Regions from separate parts of the Homo sapiens genome. Here region 2 is linked to region 1. A link is an interaction called in ENCODE POLR2A ChIA-PET data of the cell type or tissue named here. Cell type or tissue: PC-9. All regions are shown on one strand. Each heading gives the region's core, and the rest is flanking DNA. Links, peaks and the distances in the headings are about the cores only. Region 1 has its middle 16 kb from the start of GLI3. Region 2 holds the start of LOC105375249 (a long non-coding RNA gene).

The links. ChIA-PET counts read pairs that join two places held together with the same protein. Peaks named below come from ENCODE experiments on the same cell type or tissue, not always from the same donor. Only the 100,000 strongest peaks of a DNase experiment are listed, where the experiment ranks them.
Region 2: POLR2A ChIA-PET joins it to region 1 with 15 read pairs; 2 of 35 experiments call an interaction of 5 or more read pairs at or near these places.

What each region holds. Positions count from the first base shown.
Region 1 is chr7:42,250,878-42,256,264 of GRCh38, reverse strand. It overlaps a transcript of GLI3 not described here. Among named protein-coding and RNA genes, the nearest start is that of GLI3, 16 kb to the right of the region's middle. In PC-9, for the core only: no CTCF peak of the experiment used is centred there; no DNase peak of the experiment used is centred there; H3K27me3 peaks cover 1,481 bases.
Region 2 is chr7:42,334,123-42,339,509 of GRCh38, reverse strand. It overlaps LOC105375249 (a long non-coding RNA gene), which reads left to right and starts at 1,174. Exons shown (of 4, transcript XR_927202.3): 1 at 1,174-1,276; 2 at 1,547-1,632. RefSeq lists enhancers at 1,552-2,056, 2,057-2,561. In PC-9, for the core only: no CTCF peak of the experiment used is centred there; no DNase peak of the experiment used is centred there; H3K27me3 peaks cover 594 bases.

The sequences.
Region 1 (5,387 bases), core at 316-5,315:
TTCAACTGATAAAAAAGACAAGGCAAACTGGGAGACAATATTTGCAAATCATATATCTTATAAATTACTTGTGTCTGGAATATGTAAAGAACTCTTACAACACAATAAGATTAAAAAACATTAAAAATAGGCAGAATATTTTAAAAGAAATTTCACTAAGAAGATATGAAAATGGCTAATGAACACATAAAAAGATGCTCAAAGTCATTACTCACAGGGAAACAAAAGTTAAAGCCACAATGGGATACCGCTACACACTGACTAGAATAACTATAAACAAAAAGTGAACACCAAGTGTGGGTGAGAATATGGAAAAACTGGAACCGTTATGTATTGCCAGTCATAATGCAGAATGGTATGGCCACTTTGGAAAACAGTTCATCAGTTTCTTAAAAAGTGAAACATAACTCACCATACAACCCTGCAATTTTACTACTAGGAAACTATCCAAAAGAAATTAAGACATATGTCCACACAAAGCCACTTATATGACTGTCCATCGAAGCATTATTCATCATCACCAAAAACTGAAAACAAGCCAAATGCCTATCAATTGATGAGTAGGTAAACAAAATGTAGGGCATCTATACAATGGAATGCTCTTCAGCAATGAAGACGAATAAATACGCTACACATAAATGCACCACAAAACCATTATTTAAGTAAATAAAGCCAGATGTAAAAGACTATGTATTATATGATTCTGTGTATATGAAATGTCCCTAAAAGGCAAACTTGGATAGAAAGCATATTAGCAATCCTTAAGACTGAAGGCAGGAGCAGGAATTGATGCACGCAGACATGAGGGATTTTTCTTTTAGGTAATGGAAACTGTCTAAAATGGGATTGTAATGATGGCTGTACAACTATAAATCTACTAAACATTATTAAATTGTATACCTACAATGGATAAATTTCATGGAATGCAAATTATACTTTAATAAAGCTGTTTAAAACAATGATAAGGCTGGCAGTGCTATGAGAGAGTGTAACAGGATGACCAAATTAGATGGAGAGGGTCAGGAAAATCATTTTTAAGGAAAATACATTTATTTTTTTATCTGAAAGAAGACCATAATTTTGTAGTGTAGCATTAACAATAGGGTGAAGGGAAGATAGAAAGTGGGGAAGAAAAAAATAGCGTTCCAAACTAAAAGAATCCTATGCACAAAGATGCAAAAAAAAAAACAGAAACAGAAAAAAAAAGATGTAAGAGAGAGATAAATAGGCAGAGAGAAACACAAAGAGCAGATGGAAAAGTGGAAGGGGCAGTGGGCAGGTAGCAAGAGATGAGTATGAACCCAGGATCTAGGTTTCATTACAGGAAAAATTTTGAATTTTATTTTAAGAGCAATGAGAAATTATTGAATTATATCTGGCATTTAGAAAAATCACTCACTACAGGTCAAAGATCAGCCAACTTTTTTTTTAAAGAGACAGATAACAAACATTGCAAGAGAGAGATTGATAGGCAGAGAGAAACACAGAGAACAGACCGAAAAGTGGAAGAGGCAGTGGGCAGGTAGCATGAGATGGGTTTGAACCCAGGATCTAGGTTTCATTACAGAAAAAAATTTGGATTTTATTTTGAGAGCAATGAGAAATTATTGAATTATATCTGGCATTTAGAAAAATCACTCACTACAGATCAAGGATCAGCCAACTTTTTTGTAAAGAGCCAGATAACAAACATTTCAGGCTATGTAGGCCATATAATGTTCTGACTAAAGTCACTGATGACAACTATTGCTCAATCCATGACACATTTAAATGCTCTCCCACTTGCTCTCTCAGCAGCATTCAACCCAGTCGGCCAGTCAACCCTTTTGAAATACTCTCTTTTCCTCACTCTTGTGTCATCATATTGGCCAACCTATAAAGATAGGATTTTCTTCTATATTTTTGGCCACTCTTTCGCTATGGCCTCCTTCACCTGCATTCCGCCCACATGCTGGGCTTCAGGCTGTGAACTAGGTCATCTTGGTTTTCACCCTACATTCGTGCCCAAGGCGATATCCTCTATTCCATTGGCTTTTTTTTTTTTTTTAACGGAGTTTTGCTCTTGTTGCCCAGGCTGGAGTGCAGTGGCACAATCTCGGCTCACTGCAACCTCCACCTCCCAGGTTCAGGTGATTCTCTTGCCTCAACCTCCTGAGTAGTTGGGATTACAGGCATGCACCACCATGCCCAGCTAATTTTGTATTTTTAGCAAAGATAGGGTTTCACCATGTTGGTCAGGCCTGTCTTGAACTCCCGACCTCATGTGATCCACCTGCCTCGGCCTCCCAGAGCGCTGGGATTACAGGCGTGAACCATCATGTCCGGCCCATTGCTTTTAAATAACAACTACATTTCAGTGACTCGCCTTTGCCTTAAGAAAATCCCAAAAAAAGACTTGGAGGGTAAAGATCTCAACAATTAAACCTGTATCAAAATTCAGTCACTAAGTGATGCTCAACTCAAGGATCTTAGCGTAACAATCATGGCCCACATTTATTGAGTACTGAGGACAAGTCAAAAGCACTTCATGTGTAAAGTCAACTAATGTAAACAAAGGCCTAGGACCTTACAGATGAGAAAGCTGGGAAATAGAAATTTTAATTAACTTACCCAAAAGACACAGAGTGGGAAGAGGAGAAACTGGGATTCAAACCTAAGCAGTCTGGCTCCAGAGACTTCATGCTTAAGAACTATTTAATTCAGAAGTTCCCAATTGGTGAGCCATGAATGAGTCACAGATATGCCATCAGAAATTGATTCGTTCAGCCCTGGGGCAGCCAAGCTGGTAGCCTCAGGCTGGGAGCAGCCTTGTGCAGGGCTTCTCAAAGGGTGGCACAGCAGGTCTAAGGGTGTATCCCCATCCCAGGAGGAGGAATGGGGAGCCCCAACTAATGCCTGCTGCTCTGCTGCAGATGCGCTGAGCACACCAGGCTTGGATGTCTCCCCGAGCAGCAGCCATGGAGCAAGCCACTGTGCACTGTGAACAAGGTGCTTCTGGAGATGCTGGTGAAGTTCATATTCCAGGTGCACCAGGGGCACAGTGAGCCTCCCAAGATGCTGATGGTTGTGGGGCAGGAAACTCTTTCTTCACATAATTGAATACATCTGTCTGGTTGTGGATGACATGTCCTTTTAGTCGTGGCTCAGCTAGCTACAAGGCGTCTGCCCTAAAATTGCACGTGGTTTCTGCTAATGCAAGCTCCACCATTATCTTGAAATTATTTAAGACTATGATTGCTTTGGAAATCCTTTCTCGTTTCCACCTTTGTCAATGAAAGAAAAAGAGCTTTTAGACATTTTAATAATTTCAACTTTTGTACCATTTTGAATGGTTGCAAAATAAAACATTTTAAATGTTTTATTACCTGTCTCTCTGGTTGAAATTTCTCATTGATGGTGACTATCAAGACTTTTAAAAGATGGACATTAAAAACTCTTAATTGGAAGTTCCCTGTAACCATTTGAAGCCTAAAATCTGTTATATAAAAGTTATGTTTGTGGAAGCAAGCTCAAGTGTTTCACCAAAAATGTTAAAAAGATATCATTTAGAACTTTCATATACATTTTATATTAGTATCTTCTTTAATACTTTTACTTTTCTTGAAATAATTATATAATATAAAGAAAACGTAGCTTTCTCAGCAAGCATCATAGAGGTGACTCAAATTCTATCCAGCTTGCTCCAATAATCACTTTTTGTGTGTATAATAGTGAGAATAGTATTGAGGAGTCCCTCTGTGCACTATATGTTAAGTGTGTTCATTTCTTTTTAACTTTTATTTTAGGTTCAGGGGTACATGTGCAGGTTTGTTATTTATAAAGGTAAACGTGTGTCATGGGGTTTGGTGTACAGATTATTTCATCACCCAGGTACTAAGCCTAGTATTTTTTCTGATCCTCCTCCTCCTCCCGCCCAACACCCTCAAGTAGGTCCCAGTGTCTGTTGTTCCCCTCTATGTGTTCATTGGTTCTCACTGTTTAGCTCCCACTTATGAGTGAGAACATACGGTATTTGGTTTGCTGTTCCTGCATTAGTTTGCTAAGAATAATGGCCTCCAGCTCCATCCATGTTCTCACAAGACGTGATCTCATTCTTTTTTATGGCTGCATAGTATTCAGTAGTGTATATGTACCACGTTTTCTTTACCCAGTCTATCCTTGATGGGCATTTAGATTGATTCCATATCTTTGCTATTGTGAATAGTGCTGCAGTGTGCATTTGTCTTTATGGTAGAATGATTTATATTCCTTTGGGTATATACCCAGTAATCGGATTGCAAATGGTAGTTCCGTTTTCAGTTCTTTGAGGAATTGTCAGAGTGTGTTCATTTTTTGATGCAACTGTTTCATGAGTGTGGTTCCACTCGATCACACTAGATAACTTGCCATTACTTCTGAACACGCCATATTCTCCTGCTGTTTTCTCTGTGTAGTGGTTAAGAGTGGAGGCTCTGGAGCCAGAATGCCTGATTTGAATTCTAGTTTTGCCAATTATTGGCTGTGTAACACTGAGCAGGTAACCTCACCTCTCTGTTCCATCATGTAAAAGGGGATCATCATAGTAACCACGTCATAATTGAGGCCATACACATAAACATCCAGGAATGATGCCTGGCATGTAGTAGGAACCCCCAAATGCCAGCTCTTCTCTCCCTCTCCCTCTTTCTTCTCTCTCTGCTCTCCTTATCCTTCCCTTAGCCTAGTGTGTGTCATTTCCTCTGACTGTTATTTCTTTCCCTATCAAGCACAGACTAGACTAGAGCAGGGGGGTCCCCAGCCACTCCCCCAACTCCCCCTACTCCAGCTGCACAGCAGGAGGTGAGCGGCAAGCGAGCATTAGAGCATCGCCGCCTAAGCTCTGCCTCCTGTCAGATCAGCAGCAGCATTAGATTCTCACCAGAGCAAGAACCCTATTGGGAACTGTGTTTGCAAGGGATCTAGGTTGTGTGCTGCTTGTGAGAATCTAATGCCTGATGATCTGAGGTAGAAAGTTTCATCCCAAAACCATCCCTCCCATACCACTCCCCAACCTGTGGAAAAATTGTCTTCCAAGAAACCAGTCCCTGGTGCAGAAAAGGTTGGGGGCGGCTGGACCAGAGGCCCTCTTAGGAGTTCCTAAGGCCCAGTGTTGCCCCAGGACAGTACTTAACAAGGGCATGGTCACTTTTGTTTTCTTGTGTGTTGCCTGCCCCTTCTTCATTAGCATAAGCTTTCTGGGAACAGAAATTATGGTTCCATCAACTCATGAATCCCCAGCTCCCCACCATGCTTTTTCATACTTCCTGACTAGTACATGGGCGGATGCCTAAATTGAGGGGCCCCAGTCTGTCCCCTGTTTCTGTAGCAATGACTGAGGAAGACAGGAAGAAGGTAGGCAACTTTTCTAA
Region 2 (5,387 bases), core at 147-5,146, 83 kb before region 1:
AATTGTCATTCAGTTCAACAAAATTTCTTGTTATAACATTCATAAGATGAGTGTGTGTGTCTGGTGTGTCTGCATGTGTGTATGTGTGCATGTGTGCATAAGAAACGTTTCTCAAAACCGGGCTAATTGTAATTGGGAAATGCTTAAGGAAAAAAAGAAAGCTGATCAAGGAAATTTTGGTGATGTTTAACAGCTGTTTTGTGGGTACATATCTGTTATATTTTTTAGACCACAATTAAATGTGATTTTAATAGTCATTTGGTATTTAAATAATATGCTATGATTGTCATATGGAATTTTAATTAAATGCACATTTTCTTCTAAAATATGAAGCGTTACCACTGTGAAAAGACCTTTTCTCTTTAAGAACATATTTAAAAGTAATGTTATGTTCCCTGTGATTCAGTAAAGAAAAAATTCTTTTACAATATTATTTATTCTTCTACATTACTCCAGCGTTTGATGAGTCTTGAGGGAATGAAAGGCAAGAATTTTAAACTGAGTAAATGTTCCCCTAATCTCCTAATGAGGATAATGAAAACAGCACACAGAAGGATATGTTTAAGATAAAACACACTTCAAGTAAATAGCATCTAAGAAGCAGCAGTGACTCCTATTCTGTCTCTATTCTGGGCATTTCCTGCATGCCATGTTTGTGAGGCAGTCTCATTTCATTTCTTTACCTTTGTTCTCATTTTCTTTAGGAAACTTTGTATCTCATACTCTCCGCCCCTCCTCCAGCACGCAAAGCCTGAGAACTTAGATCTTAGTTAAAAGAGAGCTTGTATTTATACATAAAACTTTGCAAATCACCATTCATTCTTTCCACAGACTTTGGGGAATTTCAATGTTTTGGTGCTTACTCAAGTGACATTTTAAAGACCTCTTTGCCTGCTATCATTTTATAGCATTGTTTTTAAAGCATCCTTTCTCTAGTGTTTTCCTTGTATGACCTCTGCTGCCTGTTCACTTATTCTGACCTGTGCTCTCCAAGTGTCTCCTTGTGACCACAAACTAGGATAGGCCCATGAGGGAAAGATTGCTGTTCACAAGCCAAAACCCTCATACACTCAATGGTGTTTGAAAAATTAAAAACTAAAACCCAAAAATGTGCAGCCCTGCCCCTTCATTCCACCGCAACAGCTCTGGCAGTTGCTTTCTCTTTCTGTCTCTGTTAGCTTTTCATCTTCCTGAGAGTCCAGAAGCCTCCCCGTCAGAAGTGTGTTAACAGCAGTTCAGCCCATTTCAGGGTGAAGGACAGTTTGTCATCTAACTGGTGAGTACAAGACAACTTCTGGTTATTTTTTAAAGCCAATTGTTAGCATAATAAGGGGAAATCATTGAACCTCTAGTTGTAATGAAAATGCCAACAAGTTTCTCCCAAATATATTTAACCTTTAAAAGCCATCAGAAGGTCACCTCGGTTTCTAATATTTCTGGTCACCACTTTCTAGCAATAAAAAAGTGTATTTTCTAAGGGTTGTGGGAATTACATAACATACAATTGATTGATTGATTGATTTTTTTTTTTTTTTTTGCCCTCAAGTTTTAACCCTCTTAGGGAGAAAGTACATAGACTGAAAAGAATTTGACTGAACGAAGACTCGATCACACGCTGTGTACCCGCCCTGTGTAGGTGAACTCAGTGCAAATATCTAATTGGAATCCTGAATGACACCAAAACCCTTTGCTGGAGCTGGGAGCAGAGAGGGAATTATGAGGGGGAGGCAACAGGAAGCGTCACCTGGTCAGGAAGGACTCCCTGAGCCTCAGCTAACAGGAAGCGTCACCTGGTCAGGAAAGATTCCCTGAGCCTCAGGTCAGGTGAGAGAATGTCTCTTCCCTATGGCCTAAGGAATTCGACACAGGCTGAGCTGAGAGAAAAACAAGAAGCTGGTGTCTGTGAAGCATGGAAGGGTTGCCCATCGAACCAGCAAATGGAGGGGACATAGCAGATATCACGGGGTGGGGTGTGCAACCAAGGAGCAGAAAGCCAAGGAGACAAGGTCATGGCATCGAGTGCCAGAGTGCTCCAGAAGGGAAGCCAGAGCCCTTATGATGCCCTCCAGGCTACCGCCATGGCCACCAGGGCTGAGGGCCGGGGGGGCACGGAGGGCAGTGTCTGGGAGGCAGTGGCGAGCACAGAAAGCTGGGTGGGAAGGCATCTCTGGACCTGCAGGGACCACAGAATCATATGTGGGGCATGGGCAGATGTGCATAGAGGTCAAAGGAGAGTGAAATAGATCCTGTATATTCCTCTACTGCTTAGATGGTTATAAAGGGGATGCTTTACAATGTAAATATGCTTATAAAGGGGATGAAAAGTGTGTGGAATAAAATATAATATGCCTTCCTTCTTAGCCCTTAGTGAACATTAATAATAGACTATAGAACTCTCAGAACAGAGTTTCAGAATTCTTTTTAACACAGCCAACTAAATCACAAGCAACTGACAAGATATGGCTCCCAAGTTAAACCAATTTGCCATCTCTGCTCCCTCTGTTCTTTGACGTTTAGGAAAATAGCCCACGCATCCTTACCACTTCCAGTTAGTGGCTACCCATGAGTGAGACAGTCACCCTGTGCTGAAGCATTTCCAAGACTCAAAACTCACTCCTTCCTAATTATCTTACTATCATTTATGCCTTGGGGTTGTTTACATCTCCCGTCTCTGTCTGCTGGAAATACTATTCAACCCTCTGCCACCACATGGCTCTTCTTCAGTCCACACCCAGTGGCAGCGCTGGTAGTTTGAAATTAGCCAGCGTGTAAATATCCTGAAATAGGGAAACACTATAAATCAGGGCTTTCTCCCCCACCTGACCCTCAAGAGAGCCAATTATTAAACATTTACCGATACATCACTGGAGACAGTAGCACTTTGAGGCATGGAAAAAGTTGAAGAAGTAGAAGCCAGACATTTGAAAAGATACTATCTGAGGGGAGGAGTGCAGTAAGACTTTCTGAGAGGACTGGCATTTATATGCTCATCTCTGAGTGCTCCATGGCCACATCAGCATCATTCGCAGGGTCAGCGAAAGGGTAAATTGTCAATGCTTCCGAAAGCACCATTAATCTTACCAAATGAAGAAATAAATGCATCTCAATGATGGATTTTTCTGTAAACTATTATGGAGAACCCTTGAGGTGATTCTCACAGGAGATATGAATACAGTACAGGTGGCCAGGAAAGGAAAAAAATAATATAAACCAACATGCAGGAACTACAAGAAAAAAAGAGGAATGGAGGTACTACCCATGATATTAAAAAGAGGTCCGTGGAAGATTTCAAAAGTAAGTTTTTTAGAAAAAATATTAATGCAAATGAAAAAATCAAAGCATGACATCACTCTTTTTTATAAACAGTGTTTAATAGGTTAGGCCAGTGAATTTCAATTGTGTCTCCTACATAATTGGGAATCTAGATCAGATACTAAGAAAGGGATCAAGCTGACAGAAGACCAGTTTCCACTACCCCTCACCAGGGCAACTAATTTTTCTTGTTTCACATTTAGTTTTCTAATAAGATTCCATTTGAAGAAAGGCTACCTCCGCTTTCAAACTGTGGGGGAAAATAATAAAACGAAAGATTGGTCTATCTGTTTAATTGAAATATAAGTTTATAATCAGTCATTACAAGAATACCATCAAGAATTATCACTGAAAATATATTGAAGAATTTATTTTAAACACAATAATTCTAAATTACCTACCTATTCATGAAATCTTGAAAAATGTTGTGCTTCATGTATAGATATTTGTAAGAGACATTAAAATACATAATCAGTTTAATAATTTTTTGCTATCTTTGTTGATTTTTGCTATATTTGTTGACTTTTTTTTTTTTTAGCAGAAATCAGGTGTGAAAGGTTGAACAAGCAGAAAGGGGCCAGAATATGTAGGATCCTCTACAATTTGAGTCTACGGGTTCAGTTGAGGGTGACATGATTGGATTAGCATTCTGAAAATGCACCCTGATTTAAAGTGGAGAACGTGGAGATTTGAAAAAGCTGTGAATGGATATGGGAAGATTAGTTAGGATACTATTAAAACGGTCCAGACTTACTATGGTGGTGAGGTAGAGATGTATAAAAGTGGATAAAAGAGATGCCTGGGAAGTAAGATGAACAAGTAGTTAAAAGGAGGGAAGTTTAAAGAATGGCTCTCAGGTTTCTACAGTATGCAACTGAATGACGGACTGATTTTTGCAATTGAGATAAGGAATTCTGAAAGACGTATGAGTGGAAAAGAGGTAGATAATGAATCCAAATGGAATATACTGTTGTTGAGATACCATTGAGGTATCCAAAGAAGATTTCAGGTAAGCAATTGGATAGTATGCCTATGGAGCTCAGAAAGAGATATGATTATCATGGCACATTTATATTTACATACCATAATTCACCCATTTAAAGTGTACCATTTAATGGTTTATAGTACATTGACAAAATTGTGCAACCATTACTACAGTCAATTTTAAAACCCTTTCATTACCACAAAAAGAAACCCTTTACCTATTAACAATCACCCTTTATCTATTAATCAATTTCTCCTGCACCCTATCCCTAGGTACTACTAATCTACTTTCTATCTCTATGGATGTGCATATTCTGAACATTTCATATAAATAGAATAATATATTATGTGGCCTTTTCTGTCTGGCTTTTTTTACTCAGCATGTTTTCAAGATTCATCCATGTTGTAGCATACTTCCTTCTTTGTTATAGCTGAATAATATTCCATTGGAACATTAGATATACTAGATATACCATATTGTGTTTATCCATTCATTAGGTGATAGATATTTGGGTTGTTTCCCCTTTGGGGCCATTACAAATAAGCTGATATAAACATTCATGAACAAGTTTTTGTGTGTACATATGTATTTATTTCTCTTCATGAAATAGTTAGGACTGCACTTTCTAGGTTAATGACAACTCCATGTTTAGCATTTCAAGAAACTGCCAAACTGTACTCCATAGCAGTTAAACCATTTTACTTCTCTTAAGCTGTGTGTAAGGGTTCCAATTTTACCACATCCATGCCAACACGTTATTGTCCATTTAAAAAAGTATAGCTACACTAATGAGTGTGAAGTGCTGTCTCATTGTGATTTTTGATTTGCATTTTCCTAATGATTAAATATGTTAAGCATATTTTCATGTTCTTATTGGCCAATTGCATGTCTTCTGTGTAGAAATCTCCATTCAATTTTTTCCCATTTTAAAATTAAATTATTTGTATTTTTATTATAAACATTCTTTACGTAGTCTGGATACATGCCCCTTTATCAGACATATAATTTACAAATATGTTTCTCACTCTCTGTGTTCTTTTCACCTTGATAGTGTCCATTGATGTGCAACATTTTTTAGTTTTGATGAAGT